Regions from separate parts of the Homo sapiens genome. Here region 2 is linked to region 1. The links are chromatin loops, found by intact Hi-C in ENCODE. Cell type or tissue: chondrocyte. All regions are shown on one strand. Each heading gives the region's core, and the rest is flanking DNA. Links, peaks and the distances in the headings are about the cores only.

Region 1 (12,168 bases), core at 2,781-10,780:
TGTCTTTCTAGTAATTTTGTTTGTCTGAAGGTCACTTTTTACTAAATTCCTCAGGAAGGGCTTGTAGGGACAAAATTCTGAAGTTCTTCTATGTTGATAACAATTTGTACCTTTTGAAAGTTAGTGTTGCTGGATATAAAGTTGTTGGTTTATACTTTTTTCCTTTGTGTATCTTAAATATGTTACTATGTTTTCTTAGGACATTATGAGTTGCTATCAAAAAGCCTTCGATAGTCTAATTTTATTTGCTTTACAAAATCACTTGTTCTTTTTGCCTAGATTTTTTTTCTTTTTTATTGAAATCTAGTTATTTTTGTTAGAATATGTGTTGGTATTGAACATTCTGGGGAAGGATTGTCAGGTATGTTCTTTCAAAATGTGGCTTTATATCTTTTTTTAAATTTCAGAACAATTTTTCTGAATTACGGTTTTTAATATTTGTTCTCTTCCCTTGCTTTGTTTTTTTCTTGGGGGAATCTTGTTACTGATACATTAGATCCTTATCACCCATCCCCAATATTTTTCCCTTTCTCTTGAAATCTTTAAAATTGTTTATTTCCTTTTTAGTTGTATAATTACCCTTATTTTGCCTTCTATTTTTCTTGAGAAATTATCTGTCGAGTTTGTTTGCTCTTATGTCCCATTTTAGTTAAATTTCCATTATGAAATTGTTTTTTCTTTCATTTATAATTCTTTCCATAGTTCTGTCACATAATTTCTGAGTTTTTCTAATTCTGATATGTGTCCTCTCATGACTTCTATCATTTTTCTATTGTCTTTTAGCTTGTTTTGAAATAGGCTATAGTTTTGCTCTGGTTTTTGACATGCTTTCATTGTCTCTGGGGATTTATTCTATGCCTCGCTTTGTTTTTTTCTTATAAAAGCTTGGTATGGGGTTTGATGCTGATACTTTTCTACTGCTCATAGAAAACTGGAAATTTTAGCTTTTCTTAACTTTCAAAAGAAGACTTGGTTCAAAATAGTTCTCTAACCTCTAAGTTTCACTTTCTATTGTTTTTCTGTATTAAAAAAAGATGGCTTACTTTCTGAGGTTTTCTGGTTTCCCTCCCCTACCTTCATCTAGACTTTTCCTTTTTCTCTATTGCTGCTCAATCCTTATTCTACTCCCAGCATTTTCTCCATGACGAGCTCTGTCCCAAAAGGGAGCCCTGACTGTTTGGTTTCAAGAGTACACAGGGCATAGATTACTTAAGCTTCTATAGACCTTACCTCACCTGTTCTTGGAGGGGGTAAGACCCCCTTCCAGTTTTACCTGCTGTTCTGAAATGGGCCCTCTGCCTCCCAGTAAATGCTTGATGACTGTTTGGGGGTTTTCTTATTCTTAGGTCCATCTGTTGCTTCATTGTTTCCCTCTGCATCATTCATCACAAATGGTGATGCCATGTGTGTTTTGAGGTTGCAGATGGTTTGACCCCACCTACTTGTATTTTAGGATCTGTGAGGATCCCTTGCCCTCATTTGTTAAAAAATGCTATCCTTGTGTTTTTGGTTTTATTATCTAATTGTTCTGTCATTTTTACGTGGGCATTTGGGGGAGATTTCAAAATGATGCTGCCATTGCCATCATCTTCTCAGAATCCCTTCTGGCATTTTTTTTAAAGGATGATTCTTTTTCTTATATGGAGCAGAGACTGTAAAGTATAGGAGGCAAGGGCCAATGCAGGTAGAAAAGTTAGAAGGCTTTTGCAATAATGCAGTAAGAGATGATGGTGACTTGGGCTGGGGGAGGAGGGCAGGTGGTGGTCAATGTGGTGAGAATTGGTGGATTCTGGATATATTTTTAAAGTAACGACAACAGGATTTTTAAATGGGATGTGTTGTATGTGAAAAAGAGTCAAAGGTGACTATAAAGATTTTGACTGGAGAAACTGGAAGAACAGAGTTTCCATTTACTGAAGTTGGAAGACTGCAGTTTTGGCGGGGAGGAATTAGAGTTCATTTTGGCTCTGTTAAATTTGAGGTGCATGTTAGACATCCAGATAGAGAAGTGAATTAGGCAGTTCTTTAAATGGGATTGGAGTTAAGTGAGAGATCTGGGCTACAGATAAATCTGGGAGCAAATATATGGTACTTACAGCCATAAAGCTGGATGAGATTTCCTAGAGAGTGAGTACAGTTGGAGAAGAGAAGAGATCAGCTAGGAGTACTACAGGGTTTGGGTGTGGATAGTATGGCTCTTATTCTGAACATTTTAATTCTTTCCTTTATTTTGTGCGAAGTTTTAACACAAATACTAAACTTGTCAATTAACCAGTTCCTAAAGAGTTAATGAGTGGCTAGGTTCAAGAATATTCTCTAAGACAGATAACTGAGGACTGGCATGTTCAATATTCATTCCCAGCAACTCCTCTGTTCTGCAGATGCCAGAGACTACAAACTACACTTCCCAGACTCGCCTGCAGCTAGGTGTCATATACAATTTAGGATCCACCAGTTAGATCTACAAAAGACTTTGATTCAGAATTGAATTAAGAGGGGGAAAGAGTCAGGGCGTATGCCATCCGTTCTGTGGATCATAGCAGAGGCAGTGTGTTCTGTAGTTGATGGTGTGACAGTGATATCCCATTTTGCCAGGCAGAACACAGCCCTAGATGCTCAACCTTGAGTGGTTTTGTATTTTAGCTCTCCTATTATTCTGCAACCCATTTAATATTCTGTAATAAGTCCCTCCCTGCTTAGACTAGCTAGAGTAAATTATGTTATTTGCACATGAACCCTAACTAATAAATCCCCTCCATGGGTCTAGTATTTTACGTTTGTGATATAGATGTATGTGTTAACTCACTCATGAGCAGCGAATGGGTGTGTGTGTGTGTGTGTGTGTGTGTGTGTGTACACACACTGAGGGCAAGGAGAAAGGAAGATTGTTTGTGGGCTCTGGAGGGTACTCACGGACAATTATGGCCTGTGCTCCACTAGAAGAAGATGAAGAGGAGGACTCAAAAGACGAATTTCTGATGCCCAAGTTCCAGGGCCAGCCCAGCGATGCTGTGAGCATCTTCTGTGGCCCGAATGTGGGATTGGTGTGGCCCTGGAAGTCTCACCCAATTGCTGGTATCTTGGAGGTCCGTGGATGTCGGCTGCGGGGCCAATACTTCCCCCACAATTATAAGCAGCTGGAGGAAGACCTGGACAACAACCCTAAGATCCAGCAGGCACTGAATATACAACAGGTGCTGCTGGAGGTGAGAACAGTGGTTTAAGGGATAGGGCGCTGCCCACCAATTCCCATTATAGCCGCATGCCTCTGCCCTAAACACCTTGTCTGCCCTTAGGGCGTGCTGTGCAAGGTGCAGGAATTCTGCAGGGAACATCATTGGATAACAGGCATTTATGAATTCCTGCAATCCTGGGGGCCTCAGAAGCTGGAAGACATGAGAGGTGGTCCCATCAAGAACTACGTGACGCTGGTGAGCCGCCTGAATGTTTGGCAGGCCCGTGTCTCCAGTATGCCTATCGAGTTGCTCACAAAAGGCGGGTTGCTGCTACTTAGCTGCCATGATGTACAGGCAGAGATGGGTGAGTACTGCTTCTCTTCCCTCTCCTCCTTCCCTTTTCTGTATGTCTATTCACATGGCCTGCCTTGGTCCTGGAATGTCCTCCGGAGACCTTCGGTGCAGGCCTCTTATTGGACCTATGAAGCCTTCCAAAGCCCGAGGTCCCAGGCCCTTTCCTTTGCCATCAAAGCTATGCTCACTGCAAAGGCCGGCCTCTCTGTTTTGGCTCTGCTCATACCCTGTATTCCTTAGGAATCATGTTCCTGTGCTTGGGCTACTAAGCTCAGTGTCTTTACAGAGATTCTTGGGAATCTAGGGTGCTTTCTCTCTGCATGTAGCTGAGTGAAATTTATACTACGATTTGCATATGTAAAAAGCTACTCTCTAACTGAGCTTGTCTTACTCTGTAGTCCTAACTTCTACTGGTAGTGAAAGAATGTAACCTTTCCAATTAAAGAAAGCTCCTTTCATTTAAAGCAGTCACTTTTGGTCTGATTCAGTCTATTTGGGATATCTGGGCAATTGAAAATTTATACTGTAGTTCTGGGTTGTTTTTACTTTCAAATGTCTTTTCCTCCCTTTTCCTTCCCAAGGTGCCACCTGTACTGGGGAAGGCCGGTGGGCTGGCTTCTGAGGTGTGATACATCCTTGCCTGGTCTCTGCCCTCCTGACATTGCTGCTTCTGGTGCTGCTGTGTCCTGGGCTGGTAGAGCTGCGATGTGTTTTCTTGGACTAATAGGGACCTGGAGTGTCTGTCTTTGCTGACCTGTCCTTGTCTTAACATTTGCTGGCATAGCTGATCCTTGGGGTTTTAGTGAATCCTTCATCCAGTCTCTGTCTTAGGCTGGCTACCCCCATGGCTTTTGCTTCAGGGTCCCTAGCCCCTCAACACAGGAACTTCATCTAGGCCACTGGCTATCAATTCTCTGCTATCATCTATATCCCCTGCCATTTGGGAGTTGTGGGAAACTGGTAAGCATTATATCCGCCCCTCTTTTTACTACAACACATAACAGTATGATTTCTACTCTGCTGTGACTGTTTCATGTTAGCAAGGGACACCCTAAAAGGTGGTCTTTCCCAAAGTTCTATGTGGAAAGTGGGGCTCAAGACCATTCTACTACCTATTTTCTCCTCAACCCATCTCAGGTTCCCTCCTCTTGCCACTTCTACCCCTGCTAATTGAACGCCCAATTGTTGCTATCCCTGGGTCTCTGAGAAATCTGGCTTATGACCTAGTCTTTTACCCTCTTTTCTTTCTTCCTTCCCATGGGAAGGATATCTCATGCTATTGTGTACTAGCTAGTGCCTCAGCCTAGGAGTTCGCCACAGAGAGGCTCACAGCGGGGTAGATTTGGAAGCCAGTGATTTGTTCTTTTAGGAAATATGGAGGTTGTTCTCTTTCCTCACCTAGCCTCAAGGATGGCAATAGCCAATAGTATCTACTTCCTGTGAAGACTAGATCCTGTTGGACCCGTGGCTTCCCAGGCCTGCTTTCTTTATGAAGGTTAGAAGCCACTGGGGCCTGGAAAGAGTTTGCTTGTATGCCCTGCTTGCTTCGCCTTCCCTGTCTTGGCTCTCAACAGATGAAAGCACATGTATCATTAGGTATCCAGTGGGCCACTAAAACTCCCTCCTCTTGTACAGGGGGTTCAGGCGGGCAAGGCAGGAACCGGGAGGACGTTTGATTGTTTTGTCTTCTCTCTGGCCGTGTTTTGGTCAGGCTTTACTTCACTGCTGCTGAGAAAGCTTATTGTTGTTCTAGTTTGTTAGCTTCCTGATCCTCAATCCAGGACCAACTAGTCTCTTTAAGAGGAGCAGGTGGAGAGAAATGAGCACTGGATTTAGAACCCTGTCTGTTTTTCACTTGCTTTGTAACTTCAGATTACTGTGTTTTAGTTTCTTTATTTGTAAGCTGGGCATGATAACACAGTCACTCACAGGGTTATAGTAAGGATGACTAAGATATTATTTGCAATACTCTTAGCATTGAGTGTGGCATGCAGTAGGTGCTTAATATTTTTTTCATTTCACCTTATCCCCTTGTATCTACTCTCATCCTTCTTGCTGATCTAATTTTATCTAACCCTCTGACTTAACTCTGTCGTTTCTCTTCTTCCTGAACTCCCTTGAACAACAAATGGCGTAATTATACACTCTGACGAATTAGCTTCACCAGAAACTTGGGGTCACCCTTTACTCCTCCCTCTCCTTGACCTTACTACATCCAACCTGTCTCCAAATCCTTGTCATTCTTCTGCCCCCTAAGTATCTCTTAAATCTGTTTTTATCCATCTCCAGCTTCTAATCCCAAGGAGTCCTGGTATTTTATCAATGCATTGCTCCTTTATACCATACGGTGTCACTGTTGAGCTCCCATCTGCCTTCATCTGCCTGTTGCTACTGGTCCAAAAGCAGCACCATAAACAAACAAACAAACAAACAAGCAAACAAATGTGGCAGCATTGCAATGGCCTAGTTACTGTTATGTTCCAAAGGGACAGTGTGAAAAAGGATGAGTTTAGATCTTCATGTTCTGTTTGATATAGGTTGTCCCTCAATAGGCTTCCTCTCAGCAGGTTTTCTTATTATCAGGTCTTAGTACCCAGTCATCTTGGTTACTTCCTCCAAGTCTCTGAAAGTGACATACCCAGTATGTCTCAATTATCTGTCCCCCAAACTCACTATTTTACTTACTAGTTGCAGAGATGCTAATAGAGGATCGGTCAGTTTACTTTGCACATAACATAAAAAATATTTTTAAATACTTTTTATAAACATATATTTTTATGTTTACATTTATATTTATAACATAAACATGTTTATATTTAAAATATAATGAAGTGGAGCCATGCTGCCTGAGTCTGAATCCTTGCTCTGCCACTGTGTGATGTTGATCAAGTGACATAACCTCTCTGAGCTTCAGTTTGCTTATCTGTAAAATAATAGTATTTACTTCAAAGGGAATTTGTGAGGATAAAATATAATTAAAGTACTTGAAATAGTGTCTGGTATGTAGAAAGCACTCTATACTCTATTTGGTGTACCATATTTCTATATTGTATTTTTCCTATTCTGTGCATATTTTAACATCTCTGAACTTTAAAGGTGTCTCATGATTGAAGATGTGTTAGAGTTTAGATGGCATCAGTTTTTTTTCTTTGTTAGTGGTATATAAAATAATGGTGCTTCTTACAACGGGATCTTAGATTTTATGAGGTATCATATGGGTGTTATCCCTGCCCTCTGAGATAATAAAGTTGTTCATACTGCCAAGGGCAGCTTCCAGGATTACTTTCTAGCCCCTTATCCACCTGAGACTTTCTTTACTTTAATCCTTAAAAACAAAAGGCAGATCATACTACCTTCTTGGTCCCCTTCTTCTAGAGCAAGGGCAGTAAGACTCCAAAACCAGAATACTTTTATGTCTGCTAGGATACTCTGCTATTCACAAACATGTCATTTCCATACTGTTGCACACACTGTTTCATCTTTTTGGAGAATTAATACTCAACACATCCAACTCCAGTGTTCCCTTCTCTGAAGGGGCCTTGCCCAGCCTTCTCAGGATACCCCCCGGCACCCCCACCTCTTAGCTATACTGGCTGAAGGCTCCAGGCACTCACAGTGGATTTATCACACTGATTTGTGATTGCTCATTTGTATGTCTGTCTCTGCCTCATATTGTGAGCTTTTCAGGGTGGGGAAACTTTCTGTCTCATTCATTTGCTCTCGTCTACCAGTATAGAGCACAGTCCCCAGTGCATAGCAGCTGACTGGACATTGAGCAGGGATTCAACAAGCATTAAATGAGATAATTCATGGTCTGACCTGCCATTCAGCCTACTCCCACTCTGGACCACAGCACTGTCCCCAGCACCCCTTCTTTTTTATGCGTCCCCTCACACCTTACTCTCCTGTCTCCAGAATCCAAGCTGAACAGCATAAGGAAGGACATTCTTGCACACGTGCAAAATGAGTGCTGGAACCTCAGTCAACAACTCATGACAGAGCTCACAGATTTCATGCATATCTTCCGAACCATCAACTCAGATATTCATGCCATTGCACAGTGCACCCAGAAGGTGGGCTCTCCCCATCCATCCTTCCCAGTTTATTCAGGGCCCATCCTGCTCAAAAGCTCAGCACACTCTCTTCAGGTCTCTGCTGAGCCCCCAGCAGAGCTTGATGCTCTTAAACTGTGCTCGCCTAAGAGATCTACCCTTGCTAATTCTTACCCTGTCCATGTGGCCCTCAGGTTCCTCATGTCACAGGGAGGCCCTGGTGTGATGAGAGAGTTGTGCTCTCTGTGACAGTCAGATAGAAAATTGTTGCCTTGTCATCAAGGTAATGGGGTGGTGGGTGAGAAGTGGACCCTTCACCAGAGAGATCTGGGTCAGAGAGAGATTTGATCCCTCTGGAGAGATCCCTCAGGAGAGATTGCCCCTGATTCCAGTTGATTACAAGGCTGCAACTGGGTCTGGAGACTTCACTCCAAAAGGTGGGAGTTCCCCTTGGGGATGGGACCAAAGAGGTACATGGGGTTGTGGGGCTGCCGGTCTCATGCTGTAATTCCTGCAGTTGAATGAAGCCAATGAACAGTACGTCGAGCTGGAGGAGCGAATGGAATACGTACGGGCACTCCACGAACTCATCCGCAACCACTTTAGCCTCTTTAGTGCTGAGAATGAAGCACTGGACATCTCGGTGAGAAGGCAATTCGGGGAGTCACCCATCCCTCCCTGCCCTCCTCCCCCACAACCACATCTACTCCACTGCCCTCTGCTTGCCCCACAGCTTCTGGATATGTGGGAGGCATTTCAGTTTGAGAAAAGCCAGGCTTCAGAGTTCCTGCTCAGCAAGCGACATGCCATTATGCCCAAGCTGCAGCAGCTGATGGCAGCAGCATTGGCAGAGCTGGAAGGCCTGCTTGCGAAGGCCCTCTCCGGTCCCTTTATGGACCCCACACAAGATCAGAGGAGTACTGAGCACCAGCTCGTCTCCCTAGAGCGTCAGTTCCAGAACACAGTCAGCGACCTCAGTGAACTGCACCACGCCTATGCCATCTTCACTGGTACTGAGGATCCCTGCACCCTCCATTATCACTCTGTGATAGACCCTTCAACTGAAGTAAGAGTTGGAACTCAGGGTTCTGTGTCCTGTATGACCCCAAGCAAGCCTTGGGAATCACACACCTTCACTGGTGTCTTTTATAAATGAAAATTTCAGGACAAAAACATCATATATTGACCATGGCAGGTGTTGTGCTTAGGGTGGGGGTATGGGGGCTCACAGTCTGGTAAGGAAGGCAAACAAGTGAATGTTCCATCAGAATGTGATGGGGTCAGGGGCTAAAAGCATGTGTGGGAGAAATGTAAGTTCTCCTTATAGAACGTAGCCTTTTTGTAGCCCTGTTCAACACAGTCCTACACCAGGCAGCAGGCCCCGAACAAGAGTAGGTCTTGATGCTCTAGCAGATCACTTCCTCCAGCCAGTGTGGTATAGAGAGGAGGCTACTGAGGGCCTCACTAATACACAGGAGGAGGCCAGGACAGAACTATTGGTCTCAATTCTTTCATACAGTGGTGCAGGTAAGCTGGTTCCCTTCTGTTCTTAAAGAACTCTGTGGGCTCTGGAAGGAGACCAGAGCAAATATAAGAGCCATTACCAAACAATGGAGACAGGATCTCAGGCTAGAGTGCAGTGTCATGATCACAGCTCACTGCAGCCTCAGCCTCCCAGGCTCAAGCAATCCTCCCATCTCAGCCTCCTGAGTAGCTGGGACTACAGGTGTGTGCCACCATGCCTGGCTAATTTTTGTATTTTTTGTAGAGATGAGGACTCACTTTGTTGCTCAGGCTGGTCTTGAACTCCTGGACTCAGGCAGTCCTTCTGCCACAGCCTCCCAAAGCACTGGGATTACAGGTGTAAGCCACTGCGCCTGGCCTTCCTTCCAGAATTCTTATATGTATGTTGGATTTACTGAATCTCTCTCACTCATTGCTTTTATCTTCTTTATCATCAGTCATTCCTTTATTCTTTTTCTCTGAGTTCTGGAAAAATGTTGTGAGCTTGTTTTATAAGCTTCCATTTCCTATGGTATCACTTTGTATTTCTATTGCATTTTAAAACACACATTTTGCATGTGTATGCATGCTTATGTACACATGTATACGCATGTAACTGTGTGTTTATGTGTATATACATGTGCACACATTTGCTATCTCTATCTGCTGAAGAGGACATGAAGCAAAGAAACCCCAGTAGCAAGAAGCCACATTGTGCTCAGGTCTTAGTTTCTAACAAACACCATTCCCCATTAAAAGGAACCAGAGCTCCTTAGAGAAATGGATGATTCCAGGGCTGTGGCAGGGTAGGTACAAGATGAACCTAAAGTGTCATTTTATACCAGAAAGTAAGAAAGTATTAAAGTGTTTAAAAAAGTGATGGGAGCATATCACAAGGATTCAGAAGGGATACCAACTGGCTAAATCTGGAACAATTTGATCACCAAAGTAAGTACAATAATAAATTCTAAGCTATTGAAGTAAAGGCATTTATTATGCGTAGTAATAATAAATAGATAATGAGAGAGAAATGAGGACTCATGCTTACAGTAAAATGCCAGGAGCTGACTGGCATAAATGTGGAAGGAAGGCTGGAGTGGGAAAATTATTATTTTGCAACCATCATGGTAATTACCAGATCAGATAAGGATCAACAGATGCCAAATCTAGGGCAAATTTGATGAGGAGCAGAATATTTGCACTGTCTTTGAGAGTTTCTCCCAGAGATCACTTATTTGTTGTAAAAAAAAAGAAAGAAAGAAAAAGAAACAACAATTAGTGGAGAAATCAGACAATAATTTGACCAGGTGATTAAAAATTAACATCACCAATGAAGGACATAGGGACATGATCTGCCTTCAGATGTGATACTGGAGAAGGAAGGATACAATATCACTTATGTAGTAGTCCAGCTGAGAATGAGTATCATTTTTAAAAACCATAAAAACACAACATGAGGAACTTTCTATGAACAAAAAAAATGGCAAAAGGGGACTGTATACTTCAAAGATGTCTGTTACAAAAGAAAGAAAGGCTATGGAAATGTTCCAGATTAAAAGAAACTAAGAGACATGACAAATGCAGTGCTTGACCCTGGACCAGATGCTATAATTGAGGCAAAAAATGCAATCTAGGACATTATTAGGTCAACTGACAAAACTGAAATATGGACAGTAGATTAAAATATTGTATCAATATAATATATGAAATTTGGAATTGCACTGTGGTTATATAAAAGAATATCCCTACTCTTAGGAAATGCATACTTGAGTATTTATGTAACTTGCCCTTAAATAGTTCAGAAAAAAAAATTGTGTGTGTGTATATGTGCATACACATGCCCATGCACAGAGCATGTGAATGCAAATGATAAAGCAAATGGGTAAAATGTCAACAAAAGGCAAAGATAAACAGTATAGATATATATCTATACCTATGGAAGATAGAAGGTACACAATTTTTTTTTACTACTTTTTCCTACAACTTTGAAGATTGGAACTCATTTTCAGATAAAAAGTTTTAAAATGCATGGAAATTATCAAGTAGATATCACAAAATGTCTGTCAAAGGACATTTGCTCTTAATCCCCAGTTTGTCTTTATCTTTTCATGTGTTTGGAGATGATATCTCTGCTCTTTCTTACAGATGAAGTTGTTTATTTGTCTAATATTTGATGTTGAAACAACTGCTGTCAAAGATTGTATGGGACTCTAGCCATATCTTTGAGTTTAGACAAAGACTGGAAGAGTTTAGATTTACTGTCATTTTACTTTTTGTCAGATCAGAGCTTTGATAGCCTAGTGATTCCAGCTTTTTAATACTCTGAGATCTCCAAAATGGATGATGTGCACATGTGTAAGATGCATGAGGCCCAGCATTTGGGTGTGACTCTATCACTTTTTGTCCCACTCAAGAAAGTAAACTGGAGTTCAAGTTAATGAGATATCTGTTGTCTTTTAAGTAAATTGCAAACCTCGATATTATAATTATTGTTAATTATAAATTCCTATTGACACTTATCTCACAACTGACTATAAGTAACTGATTAAGAACTAATGTAGTACCCTGTGAGATGAAGGGGTGGAGGATAATGGCCGGAGGTAAACATGACAGGTCCTCTATGTGGGCCAGATCTTTTTTATATTCATCTTGCTGAACTTTCTTTTGGGCTGACAGTTCATTCGCTCATTCATTCATTCATTCATTCAACACATATTTGTTGAGAGACTGCTGTGTACACTAGGCTTGAGGTACATCAGTGAACAAATGATAAAATGCTTTTCTTAATGGACCCAAACTTCTAGTTGGGAGAGAAAGACAATAAACAATGATGATAACCAAATTCTGTAGTATATAAGAAAGTGATAAGTGATAGAGAAAAAAAAAAAATAGAACAGAGTAAGAGGGGTTGAAAATGCCGGGAAGGGTAGCTAGGAATTTTTAACCAGATAGCCTGCATAGGCCTCATTAAGAAGGTGCTGTCTGGCTAGGCGCAATGGCTCATGCCTATAATCCCAGCACTTTGGGAGGCCGAGGCGGGCGGATCACGAGGTCAGGAGTTCGAGACAAGCCTGGCCAACATA
Region 2 (12,168 bases), core at 2,419-10,418, 220 kb after region 1:
TTGTTTTTAATTGTAAAGGCTAAAAAGTTGAGTGAGGAAGACTTACATGAGAAATTCAATCAATGTCGGAAAAAAAGGGTCTGTGATGTGTCCACAACTCTTCCTAAAGTCACAGAGCCTGACACTGATTTGGATTCTGAAAACATCCTTTCAGAGTATTTAAAACATGAGATGGATGTCATGGACATACTAACAAGAAATTCTGCAGAGAAGTTTCAAATCAATTATGACAAATATGTCAAAATGAATAAGAAATGTAACAATTTTGAAACAATGTGATCAGTAGTCATATTCATGAACTCTTTCTCAATGACATTAATAGTCAGAAAAAAATTACAGGTAAATGACATTAATCGTCCTTGAGAAAGAGTTCATGAATATGACTACTGATCATATTGTTTCAAGATTTAATAAAACTATTAACAATATTTGGAAAAAGCAATGTGATTACAATCCAAATACATCCAGAAAATTCTAAAGACAACAGAGGAAGAAGTGAAACCTGCATCTACTCAGGAAAGATACACATTTAAAAATAAATATATTATCAGCTTATGCTTGTGTTTATTCCAGTGAGCAACAGAGAATTCTAAAGAAATGCACAGGGCATTCAAGAGAGCAAATGATCCTGTAAACTATCTAGAAAGCAAGAAAAATGATTTCTTGATGAGGTTTAAGATTTCCTGCCAAGAAGCAACCTCCAGCAAAACACTTACTGATTTTCTGGGGCACAAGCTCGTTCCTGCTGTCTCTACCATCATATGGGGGAAAAATAACCATTAAAATTGTGGGGACATGTGAGCTACCTGCCCTGCATTCAGTGAAAACAGGACTAACCTGGAGAAACACATTCTCGTCTCTCTGGGAGAAGAAGAAAACTTTGATCATTACTGGCAATACTTTCATAATAAGAATAGCTTTTTAAGGAATTACATCAAAATCAATATTAAGAGATACTGTTTAGACAATGCAGGTAAAAAAATGAAGATTTTTTTGAGAAAAGTTTAGTTGACATTAATAATGGCATCCTCCCTGCCCTTCATGAATCCACATCAGTAGCTAAAGATAAAAGCAGCACTGCTTCTGGTGGTTGGATTTATTCTGTGATCGCCTGGAGAGCAACTTGATCTTTCCACAGAGAGACTTGACAAGGATTAAACACCAGGAGATAAAAGATACTGAGTTTCTCAGAGAAGACATGAGTGCGGCTTTGGATCTCACAATGAGGAGAATAGAACAGCATTATTCAAGTATGCCTATGGAAGTAATGGTTTCTAAAACTGAGAAAATGCTCTCTGAACATCTCTGTGGCTGCTGGAAACAGTGTCCCTGCTGTGAAGCAATTTGTACAAACACAATTCCTACACACGAAGGAGACCATGGTGTTCCCTTCCCCTGTCCTCAGGCTGTCTATGGAGAGGAATAGTATAAAACAGGCCATTCTGTCATGGCTTGCTCTACTAGTTTTGTAGCAAGTGATTGTTTATTGGTTTTGAGCAATGATGGAAAAATCCCATATAAGTATCAAAAGGCAGGAGTGGATTATGCCACGGGGAGCATCCCTCCAGATTCCTCCACCCAGCCATCTTGGAAATGGTTTCTTTCTCACTTCAGATCAAAGCTAGAATATAAATATCAGGAAAAAAAATTACAGGTAATGGTAAAATCCCTAACTCATGGGCCAAAATCCAAAAGAAGGACATCCTTGAAGATTTGAAAAAAACAATGATACTCAATGACCACAAAAGAGCCCTAGTGTCTGAATAAAAGAGTCAGTGTAGGCCGCGCACGGTGGCTCGTGCCTGTAATCCCAGCACTTTGGGAGGCCAAGGCAGGCGGATCATGAGGTCAGGAGATCGAGGCCATTCTGGCTCACACAGTGAAACCCCATCTTTACTAAAAATACAAAAAAATTAGCTGGGCATGATGGCAGGCTCCTGTAGTCCCAGCTACTTGGGAGGCTGAGGCAGGAGAATGGCTTGAACCCAGGAGGTGGAGCTTGCAGTGAGGCGAGATTGCGCCACTGCACTCCAGCCTGGGGGACAGAGTGAGACTCTGTTTCAAAAAAAAAAAAAAAAAAAGAGTCAGTGTACCTGAACAATCCCAAAATAACTCCTCTTTACAATTAGAACTGGTATGGTTTGGCTCTGCGTCCCCACCCAAATCTCATCTTATAGCTCCCATAATTCCCACGTGTTGTGGGAGAGACCTGGTGGGAGATGATTGAATCATGGGGGCTGATCTTTCCCATGCTGTTCTAGTGAGAGTGAATGGGTCTTATGAGATCTGATGGCTTTAAAAACCAGAGTTTCTCTGTGCAAGCTCTCTCTTTGCCTGTGGCCATCCACGTAACATGTGACTTCCTCCTCCTTCCTTTCCACTATGATTGTGAGGCCCCCCCAGTCATGTGGAACAGTAAGTCCAATAAACCTCTTTCTTTTGTAAATTGCCCAGTCTTGGGTGTGTCTTTATCAGCAGTGTGAAAACAGAATAGTACGGTAAACTGGTACCAGTAGAGTGTGGTGTTGCTGAAAAGATACCTGAAAATGTGGAAACGATTTTGGAACGGTGTAACAGGCAGAGGTTGGAACAGTTTGGAGGGCTCAGAAGAAGACAGAAAAATGTGGGAAAGTTTGGGACTTCCTGGTCTAGGTGTTTAGAAAAATAAGTCATTGGTCTAGGGATAATCCCGAGCCTTTGAGTTAGGGCGCCCAAAGCCATCCCTTGTTTTTCAGCCACATAGAGGGTGAAAGGTTTTTCTAAGTTATGGAGTGCCAAAACAGGAGCGGTTCCTGGTTTTCTTTGGGTTAAGAATGACTATTGGCAGGTTCCATCCCAATTCAAAGGCTTGTGATCACTGTCTTTTAGAGCTTTATAGAGTGGTTTTGCCATAAGCCCAATCCTGGGAATCCAGATCTGGCAGAATCTGGCCATTCCCCAAAAGGCTCTTAACTGTCTCTTAGTTTGAAGGGGCTGGAGTGCCAAAATGGTCTCTTTTTGTTCCTGGGCCAAAGTCCTTGTCCCAGGAGTGAGCACATACCCCACATATTTAACCTTCTAAACAGAGTTCTGGACCTTATGAGGGGATATCCAATCCCCTTACTTTTCCAGAAAATTAAGAAACTGGATGGTGTTTCTTTCAGAGTCTTCCCTGGTAGGGCTCGAAACTAATAGGTCATCTACATATTGTAAGAGGGCCTCATTAGTTAACTATAGTTCCCTTAATTCCTTATCCTATGCATTGCCAGAGGGATGGGAGTTGTCCTTAAAACCTTGGGGAAGGACTGTCCAGGTAAGCTGAGGTTCAGCATGAGTGTCTGGATCAGTTCATTTGAAAGCAAAAATATACTGGGAGCCTGGGTATAAAGGTATACAAAATAAATCATCCTTTAAGTCTAACACTGTGAACCAATGAGTGTCTTCAGGGACTTAAATCAATATTGTATAAGGATCAGGAATTATTGGGTGAACTAGGACTACTTCCTCATTAACTGTCCTTAGACCCGAACAAATCTATATTCCCCATTTGGTTTCTTTACAGGCAAAATAGGAGTGTTACATGGAGACTGACAGGACTATAATAACCCCTACTTTAGGAACTTTGCTATTCAGGGCTGGATGCCCCTCTGAGACTCAGGTATCAAAAAATATTGTTTTTTTTTTCCCATGGGAAATTAACATTGGGTTTTTAAATAACCTGGACTTGGGAGTACATTAACAGCTCTTCAGGGAACTTCCATGTCCCAAATAGAGGGGTCTACTCAAGAAGCAATGTGTGATGCAAGGGAGGTCTTCTCCTTATCTGTGTTAAGGCAAGCACTTAGAGCTAGGAGAAACATCGCTTCCTGGCCTGTTGCCTTCTTATGAGGCACCCTAAATTGAACTGTATCCTGTAATTGGGAAAGTAAGTCTCCCTCCAGTAGAGGGCTAGGACACTCAGGCATAAGTAAAACTGAGGGAAAATGTATGGTCCTCAATGGTGTAACCAAGGAGGAGGGCAGCTCTCCTAATTTTTCGTTGGCCATCAATTCCTGTTGCTGGACAAGAGTGGTAAGACAGTGGCCCTGAGAAATAGGTTAAAACTAAGTAGTCACCTCCTGTGTCCAATAAGAACTCAGTATTCTTGCCTGCTCTATCAGGGGTTACTGAGGCTCCTTCATGGCGATGGTAAGGTGTCTAGTGGGACCCATAGAAGACCTCAGGCCTTTTCAGGCGTCTGCTTTCTTGGCCATTATAAGTATGGGTGTTTCAGACTCCCTCTTAAGCCTGGGGCAGTCCTTCTTCCAGTGGCTTTCTTAATTACAGAAGGTGCAATGATGTTGGCCTAGAGGCTGGTGAGTGGGGGCTCTCATCTGAGCATCCCAGATGCCAGTCTCACCACACTTCCTTGAGGTGGGTAATCCTGAGGCAGTAGTGCCTAAAACAGCCACTAACAATTGTGCTTATTGGCCAGTTCTTTTGGTGTTTGCCTCTTCCTCTGCACTGTCCCTATTATTGTAAACTCCAAAGGCAATATCTAAAAGTTGGCTCATGGGGGTTTGGGATCCCATTGATACTTTTTGTAGCTTCTTCCTAATGTCAGGGGCAAACTGAGTAGTAAAATGTGCACCCAGGAGAGCTTACCCTTCTGGGGAGTCTGGGTCTGTATTAGTATATTTCCTGAATGCTTCAACCAAATGGCCCTGAAATGAAATGGGATTTTCATCTTTCTTTTGGGTTATTTCTTTCACCTTATCATAATTAACTGGTTTAACCTCATGCTCTTTTATACCACCTATTAAACAAATTAGCACATGATTTCTGTGTTCAAGATCTTGACATCCTCTCCGATAATCCCATTGAAGATCTAGATCTGGAACTGCTTCTACTCCCACATAAAATGGCAAGGCCTGTTTTAGTGCAGCCACCCCATCTGCATGTTCATGAGCAATACCTAGAATTCTTTGTTTTTCCTCTACAGTACAAGAAGTGGATAATATTTGCACAGTTAAATAAAAAGACATGGTCAACTTAACAAACTCCTCTACATGTTTGCCTGGATCCTCCAAAAACTGACCATATTTTTGCTTGCACAAAGCCAAATCAGGCATAGAAAAAGGCACATACACTCCGGCCACTCCTCCATCTCCATCAGCTACCCACTGCAATGAAAACATTTTCAATTCTGGGGGCTGATATGGGGCCCCGTTCCTGGTGGTACTGGTTAGGTTTACTTCTTCAGGCAGTAGAGGATACGGGCCAGGGCTTGTTGGATAAGTGGGAGGGGTGCCTGACGACCTTAAGGTGGAACCTTGCACTAGAGAACTGGTGGGGGATCTGAAGAGGGCCACAGGTCTCCTAGGAGTAGTAGCTAGGAGAGGTCATCTAGGATATCTGGCATGTCTTCTGGGTGCCTGGGGGTATCATGAACCAGACATGTTCTACAGGTAGCCCTTAAGTTAGAATCCTGGTAGAGGGTTATAAAAGCCTGCACATTAAGGAACTTCTTCCCATTTTCCTTCCTTTTTACAAAGCAAATCTACTTGTACAGTATCATTATAATGTAAAGAAGCATGCCTAGGCCAAATCTGTTGGTTTGCCAATTTTTATTGAATTCAAACGTTATTGCAATAGTAAATGAGTTTTTTTCCTTTTCAATTTGTCTAATAATTTGAATTTACTCCAACTCCAACTGTCTAAAAGACACCCTAGTGGTGAGTCTTTTGGGATGCTTATTTTTGTCCCAATGTCTATTAAGGGTCTCTACAGGGGATTTCAGTTAGCCTAAGTTTAGCAAATGCTTAATTACTTTTTCCTTTTAGTTTCCCACTTTCTACAAAATATAGATAGCAACGTGTTACAAAAGTGGATTATGAGCTACAAATGGGCAGTTGGATGTTTTTATTTTTTATTTTTTCAATGGTGAGCCGGTGGTAGGGTAGAAGAAAACAGCCTTTTTGAAGCAGGAGTGTTACAGCTCTGGTGGTGTTACAGCTTTGTGACTGCCTTTGCAGAGCAGGGCTACCCCACAGACAGTGTGCTGAAGGTAGCATTGCCATAGAAAGGGGTGGTAACTCCCAGATGTTGCCATGGCACAGGTGAACTATCATGGCACACTGGTGGGAATGTCTTATCAAAAGCTGCTCCTGCCCAGTCCCTGTTTTAGCTAGTCCTCTATTTGGTCCAGTGTCTGAGCCCCATCTCCGGAGTTGAGTCCCCTCATACATCAAGCAGTGGCCCACAGCCCTATTGAGAGTAGTAGAGAGAAGCATGAGACATAGTTGCTAGATGGGCAACTCATTAGTAAGTGATCAATAGACAACATAAAACTGGCAAATAAAAATAAAGGAGATAAAACTGATGAGCAGAGCTAGAATAGATTTTTTTTCTCACATGGCCTTGGAATTGGGGGTAGGAGGGGTGGGGTTAAAGGTGGAAGCCTAGGCCTTGCAAATATATTCCTTAGGAGGAGGTGTGAGATGGACGTAGTAGTTAAATTGAGCCAAAACAAGGAGCCTTGCCTTGGTCCCATGTGTTCCAGTCTGAAATTGTTCCTGGCAGAGCTAAAGCTTTATCATCCTATGTACTGGGGAGGCACCTATGTGTGCAAGTAGAGATTACCCCCTTATATCAGCCAGGTTAAGTCCATAAAATTTACCCGCAGCCTTTTCTGCCTCAGCTTGTAGCTTTTCTTGGTCTCTGGAGTTCCAATAAGGCTAAAAAATGGAAATCATGATGTATCATTTTATAGATACAGATTGGCAGTGTCAAAGCAACTACTGGTCTTAGTAAGAGCATCATAGACAGTCACAGTGACGAATTAATTTGCTGTTTTTCTGACTCCCATGCTAACCATAGCTACCATTCTTAGGCATCCCATCTTATTTCCGAGGCCCTAAGTTTGGCTTCTGGCTAAAACTGCGTGGAAGTTGCAGACATGTCTTTCACCAACAGATGGCGATAAAGAGCAGATCAGGATACTGAATTCTGAGATTTTCCCAACTCCAGCACAGTTAACATTTAGGGCCAGATAATTTATTGTGGGGAACTGTTCTGTGCATTATAGGATGTCTAGCAGCACCTCTGGCCTCTACTCACTAGATGCTAGCAGCACTCCTCACAGTTATGACAACAAAAATGTCTCTAAACATTGTCAAATGTCCTTAAAATATTTGGATTGCCCCATTGAGAGCTACTATGAAATGTGATGTTTAAGTTTTAAATATGAAAACAGAAAAGAATCAAATTTTGATGGAATTTTTGAAAATCTTTGTTGTTGTTTTTTTTTTTAAATAACGTGTAGTCACTGAAAAAATGTTTGAAAATGTAGGAAAACATAAGAAAGAAAAAAGCACACAAAATCCCACCATTCAAATTACCTTCTGTGAACATTTTAATAGCAATTCTTTCAGGCATATAGACACATAGTTAAATATGTATAATTTTGCATTTATGGCAATGTATAGTATATATACTCTCCTATAATCTCATTTTCACTCAAAATCTACTAGGGATATCTTTCTAGGTCAACAAATATTGGTATAGTTTAATAATTAACTTTAAAGCCTACATAATATCCCTTTGTATGTAATTAACCAGGTCACTACTGACAGCCAACCAGGTTCCTACATTTTCACTATTATAAATAGCACGGCAATTAACATCTTTGAGCATAGGTTTTTGCACAGCTTGAGAGTGAGATTATTTCACACTCATTTCCTATGTGTCTACAATTTTGCCAGGACCCAGAGCTTTAGGGAGTAGATTAGACATAGATTTTCTTCCAAGGATGTGCAAAAACTGGTGGAAAGAATGCGAACGGTATAATGGGAATGTTTCTAACACAAATAAATATGAAAGCTTGAGGTGATGGGTACCCCATTTACTCTGATGTGATTATCATGTGTTCCTGCATTAAAATATCTCATGTACCCCATAAATATATACACCTACTATGTGTATATATATATATATACAAATTAAAAAATAAAATAAAATAAAATAAAATTCCTTTATATACCAGAAGAATGTGAACAGAAGACAGAATAAAATATAAGTAGCATGGAAATGCAAGGTGTAAACATTGACAAAAGATGAAGACATAACTGATTGGATGTCAGGGATATCTTCACAAACATGAGCCTTGAAATAGGTAATATAAAAATTAATCTCAGCTCCTTTCTCTTCAACTATAGTTGTTGCAGCAATCACTTGTTTAAATGCCGATTTCTCTATTTCCCCTGCTCCCTGTGTGAGGGCCATAGCCAGGTTTCTCTTCTCCCTCTTTTTTATATCCTATGTTTATTACAGGGTCTCACACTTATCTTTAGTAAAGTTTGCTGAATGGAGGTATTCATGAGAAACTTTCCTGCCTGAAGAGCATTCTCTAAAACAAAGAGAAGGAAGAATTACATAGCAGAAATAGGTCTATGGATTCAAGTTCAAATTCTCTCCAACTTCCCAAACTCAAAGACAGATAGGAAACAGAAACAGGAAAGAGAGAATGGAAGAAAAAAAGGTAAATTAATATGCCCTTCTGTGATCTCTCACTCTTTCTCTTTCTGTGATTCTCTTTCCTCTTTTGAAAACCTTATCCAAGGAGAAATATCAATGACTTCAGAAGGGCAATAGGGGGTGATCCTAAGGCTTATACTATGACTCAGATAACGTACAGAAACATTTTACTCTCTTTATTTTAGTCTATAATTTGATATTCGTCTCAAATCCCCATCCACTGGTTAGCAGGAGAAAAAAACAACAAACCAAACTAATAGTTCAATCTAATTTTCATTTAGTCTAACCTGACAATTTAGTATATTTTTAGGAATTATTCATTCTCTGTTGGATAAAATGATGCTTGATTACTAAGAAAGCCTTCCCCTGCTTCTCATCCCAATGTGTGGTGGAAAGAGTGTGGTTTATTCAAGCTTCTGGTGCTGAGAAGGAACTCTAGCCTCAGCCTTGTTTTTCTGTTGCAGCAGCTCCATCTGCTGGTCTCTCGAGCACTGTTTTTTATGAACCTAGTTGTTCAGCATTCTGCAGGACACCACTGCTGAACTGGCTAGTTCACATGGGGTCTACACTTTCTACAGGGACAATGTTTCTGAGTTGCTAATGCTGTAAGAAAAATTTTGCTGTCTGCATAACCCTGAGTTGATTGCCACATCCTCCAGCCTACAAGTTGGTCCAGCATTCCACACTCTGTTATTGTCAAGTCAACTCATTCGGCTATGGAGGCCTATAAGAGCCCACCAGGTTTCAATTCAGTATCTAAATCACATAAAAACTCAAGGCATCTTTGTAAAGTTAAACCCCAGGGGCTCTCTCTACTTGACTGTGATGTGCTACATTTCTGTGACTGAGTCCTAAAGTTGATGCATGGCATAATTAATCCATTTGGATGTCAAAAGACTAATATTACCTCAGTCTTATTTCTCTCTACTTTTCTTTCATAAAGAATTCTAACTCCTTCCAGACAAATGAATGTCTCCGGTAGAGTAAGAAGATGCTTTAATTATGACACTTTTACCTACATCTTCATCTTCACTTTTGTTGTCTGATAAGGTCAAAGCCTTATCCTGTGCTCTGTTCACTGCACCTCCAGGTGTTTAGTCTGGAAAGCTTGAGATGTGGAAGATCAGTGGGAGAGAGACTAGAAGAAAACGGCCTGCTCACACCACATGATACCGGTCTTGAATTCTCACAGACATAAACACCTTTCTTTATTTATAATATTCTTTCATCATAATTAAGAATCTGGCATGTCGGGAGCTTGTCCATTCATCCAATACACATTCGCAGAGTACCTATTATGTGCAGTGTGCTCTGACCAGCACAATGTGTAAGCTACTGTGTTAATTTTCTATTCCTGCTGTAACAAATTACAACCAATTTGGTGGCTTACAACCACAGATTTATCTTAAGTTCTGGAGGTTAAAGTCCAAAATTAGGTCTTATGGGGCCGAAAACAAGGTATTGGCAGGGCTTCCTTCCTTCTAAAGGCTCTCAGTAAAATCCATTCCCTTGCCCTTCCTGCATCTAGAAACTGCCTGCATTCCTAGACTTCTGACCCCTTCCACCTTCAAAGCCAACAATGGCCATTCAAGGGTTTCGGTGCATCGTTCCAACTCTGACCCTGCTACCTCCCTCTTATAAGGACCCTTGTGATTATATTGAACCCACCTGGATAATCCGGGATAATTTTCTTGTCTCAAGATTGGTAATTTAATCACATCTACAAAGTCCTTTTTGCCATCTAAGGTACCATGTACAGGTTCTGGGGAGTAGGAATGTGAACATCTTTGGGGGACATTTATTTATCAATAGCATACTCAAAGAGAGACTAGCCCTCAGTGAGTCAAATGACTACAAAACACGTGGCTAATCTTTTTTTAATAACTTTTTTAAGCTAAAATATAACAGTTATACAAATACTAAAAAATGCTCAGAATGTATATGTACAGCTCAATGAATCTGGCACAAGGCATACACACTCCAGTAACCACTATTCAGGTCAAGTTACAGAGCATTACCAACACCCCAGTATTCTTTCCTTATGCCCTCTTCTAATCACTATACCTTCACTCACTCCCCAAAAGCAGTTTAACACCATACATCAGTTATGTTTCTTAGACAGGCAATTGAAATGATACAATATGTATGTTTTGTGCCTGCCTTCCTTCACTCAATATTACGTTTGTAAGATTTATCCATGTTACTATATGGAGCTATTGTGGTTCATTTTCTTTTCTTTCTTTTTTTTTGAGAGTCTCGCCTTGTCACCCAGGCTGTAGTTCCTCTCTGTTCCATTGGTCTATATATCTGTTTTGGTACCAGTACCATGCTGTTTTTGTTACTTTAGCCTTGTAGTATAGTTTATAGCATTGTAGTATAGATTGCAATGGCACGATCTCGGCTCACTGCAAGCTCTGCCTCCCAGGTTCAAATGATTCTCCTGCCTCAGTCTCCTGAGAGCTGGGATTACAGGCGTCTGCCACCACGCCCAGCTAATATTTGCATTTTTTCAGTAGAGACAGGTTTTACCATGTTGGCCAGGCTGATCTCGAGCTCCTGACTGTGTGATCTGCCTGCCTCAGCCTCCCAAAGTGCTGGAATTACAGGTGTGAGCCACTGCGCCTGGCCTCGTAGTTCATTTTCTTTGTTGTATAATGCATTGTATGACTAGATCACAGTTTATTTATCCTTTATGCTGATGAACAAACATGTGGGTTGTTTTCAGCTTTGGGGTATTTTAAACAGTGTTGCTATAAATAGTTTTGCACATGTCTTTTGGTGCACATATACACACATTTCTGTCAGGCATATACAACAAGTAGAATTGCTTGGTTATGGCATATACATATCTTCAACTTCAGTAGAGAATACCAACCAGTTAAAAAAATTTTTTTATTATACTTTAAGTTCTAGGGTACAGTGCAGAACGTGCAGTTTTGTTACATAGGTATATACATGCCATGGTGGTTTGCTGCACCCATCAACCCGTCACCTACCTTAGGTATTTCTCCTAATGCTATCCCTCCCCCAGTCCCCCACCCATGACAGGCCCCAGTGTGTGATACCTCCCTATGTCCATGTGTTCTCATTGTTCAACTCCCACTTATGAGTAAGAACATGCGGTGTTTGGTTTTCTGTTCTTAGTTTGCTGAGAATGATGGTTTCCAGCATCATCCATGTCCCTGCAAAGGACATCGTTTTCATGGCTGCATGGTATTCCATGGTGCATATGTGCCACATTTTCTTAATCCAGCCTATCACTGATGGGCATTTGGGTTGGTTTCAAGTCTTTGCTATTGTGAATAGTGCTGCAATAAACATACATGTGCACGTGTCTATACAGTAGAATAATTTATAATCCTTTGAGTATATACTCAGTAATGGGATTGCTGGGTCAAATGGTATTTCTGGTTCTAGATCTTTGAGGACTCATCACATTGTATTCCACAATCATTGAACTAATTTACACTCCCACCAACAGTGTAAAATTGTCCCTATTTCTCCACATCCTCTTCAGCATCTGTTGTTGCCTGGCTTTTTAATGATCACCATTCTAACTGGGGTGAGATGGTATCTCATTGTGGTTTTGATTTGCATTTCTCTAATGACCAGTGATGATGAGCTTTTTTTCCTACGTTTGTTGGCTGCATAAATGTCTTCTTTTGAGAAGTGTCT

Evidence for each region. Peaks named below come from ENCODE experiments on the same cell type or tissue, not always from the same donor. Only the 100,000 strongest peaks of a DNase experiment are listed, where the experiment ranks them.
Region 2: a loop joins it to region 1, with 6 times the contacts of the local background. A loop is called at or near these places in 25 of 110 quality-filtered maps.

What each region holds. Positions count from the first base shown.
Region 1 is chr11:6,525,582-6,537,749 of GRCh38, forward strand. It overlaps DNHD1 (dynein heavy chain domain 1), which reads left to right. Exons shown (of 43, transcript NM_144666.3): 11 at 2,941-3,206; 12 at 3,297-3,540; 13 at 7,446-7,603; 14 at 8,100-8,592. Among named protein-coding and RNA genes, the nearest start is that of DNHD1, 34 kb to the left of the region's middle. In chondrocyte, for the core only: CTCF peaks have their summits at 5,883 and 6,145; no DNase peak of the experiment used is centred there.
Region 2 is chr11:6,748,608-6,760,775 of GRCh38, forward strand. It overlaps the pseudogene GVINP2. Among named protein-coding and RNA genes, the nearest start is that of OR2AG2, 17 kb to the right of the region's middle. In chondrocyte, for the core only: CTCF peaks have their summits at 6,922 (motif pointing right), 7,159, 8,966 (motif pointing left), 9,173 and 2 weaker places; no DNase peak of the experiment used is centred there.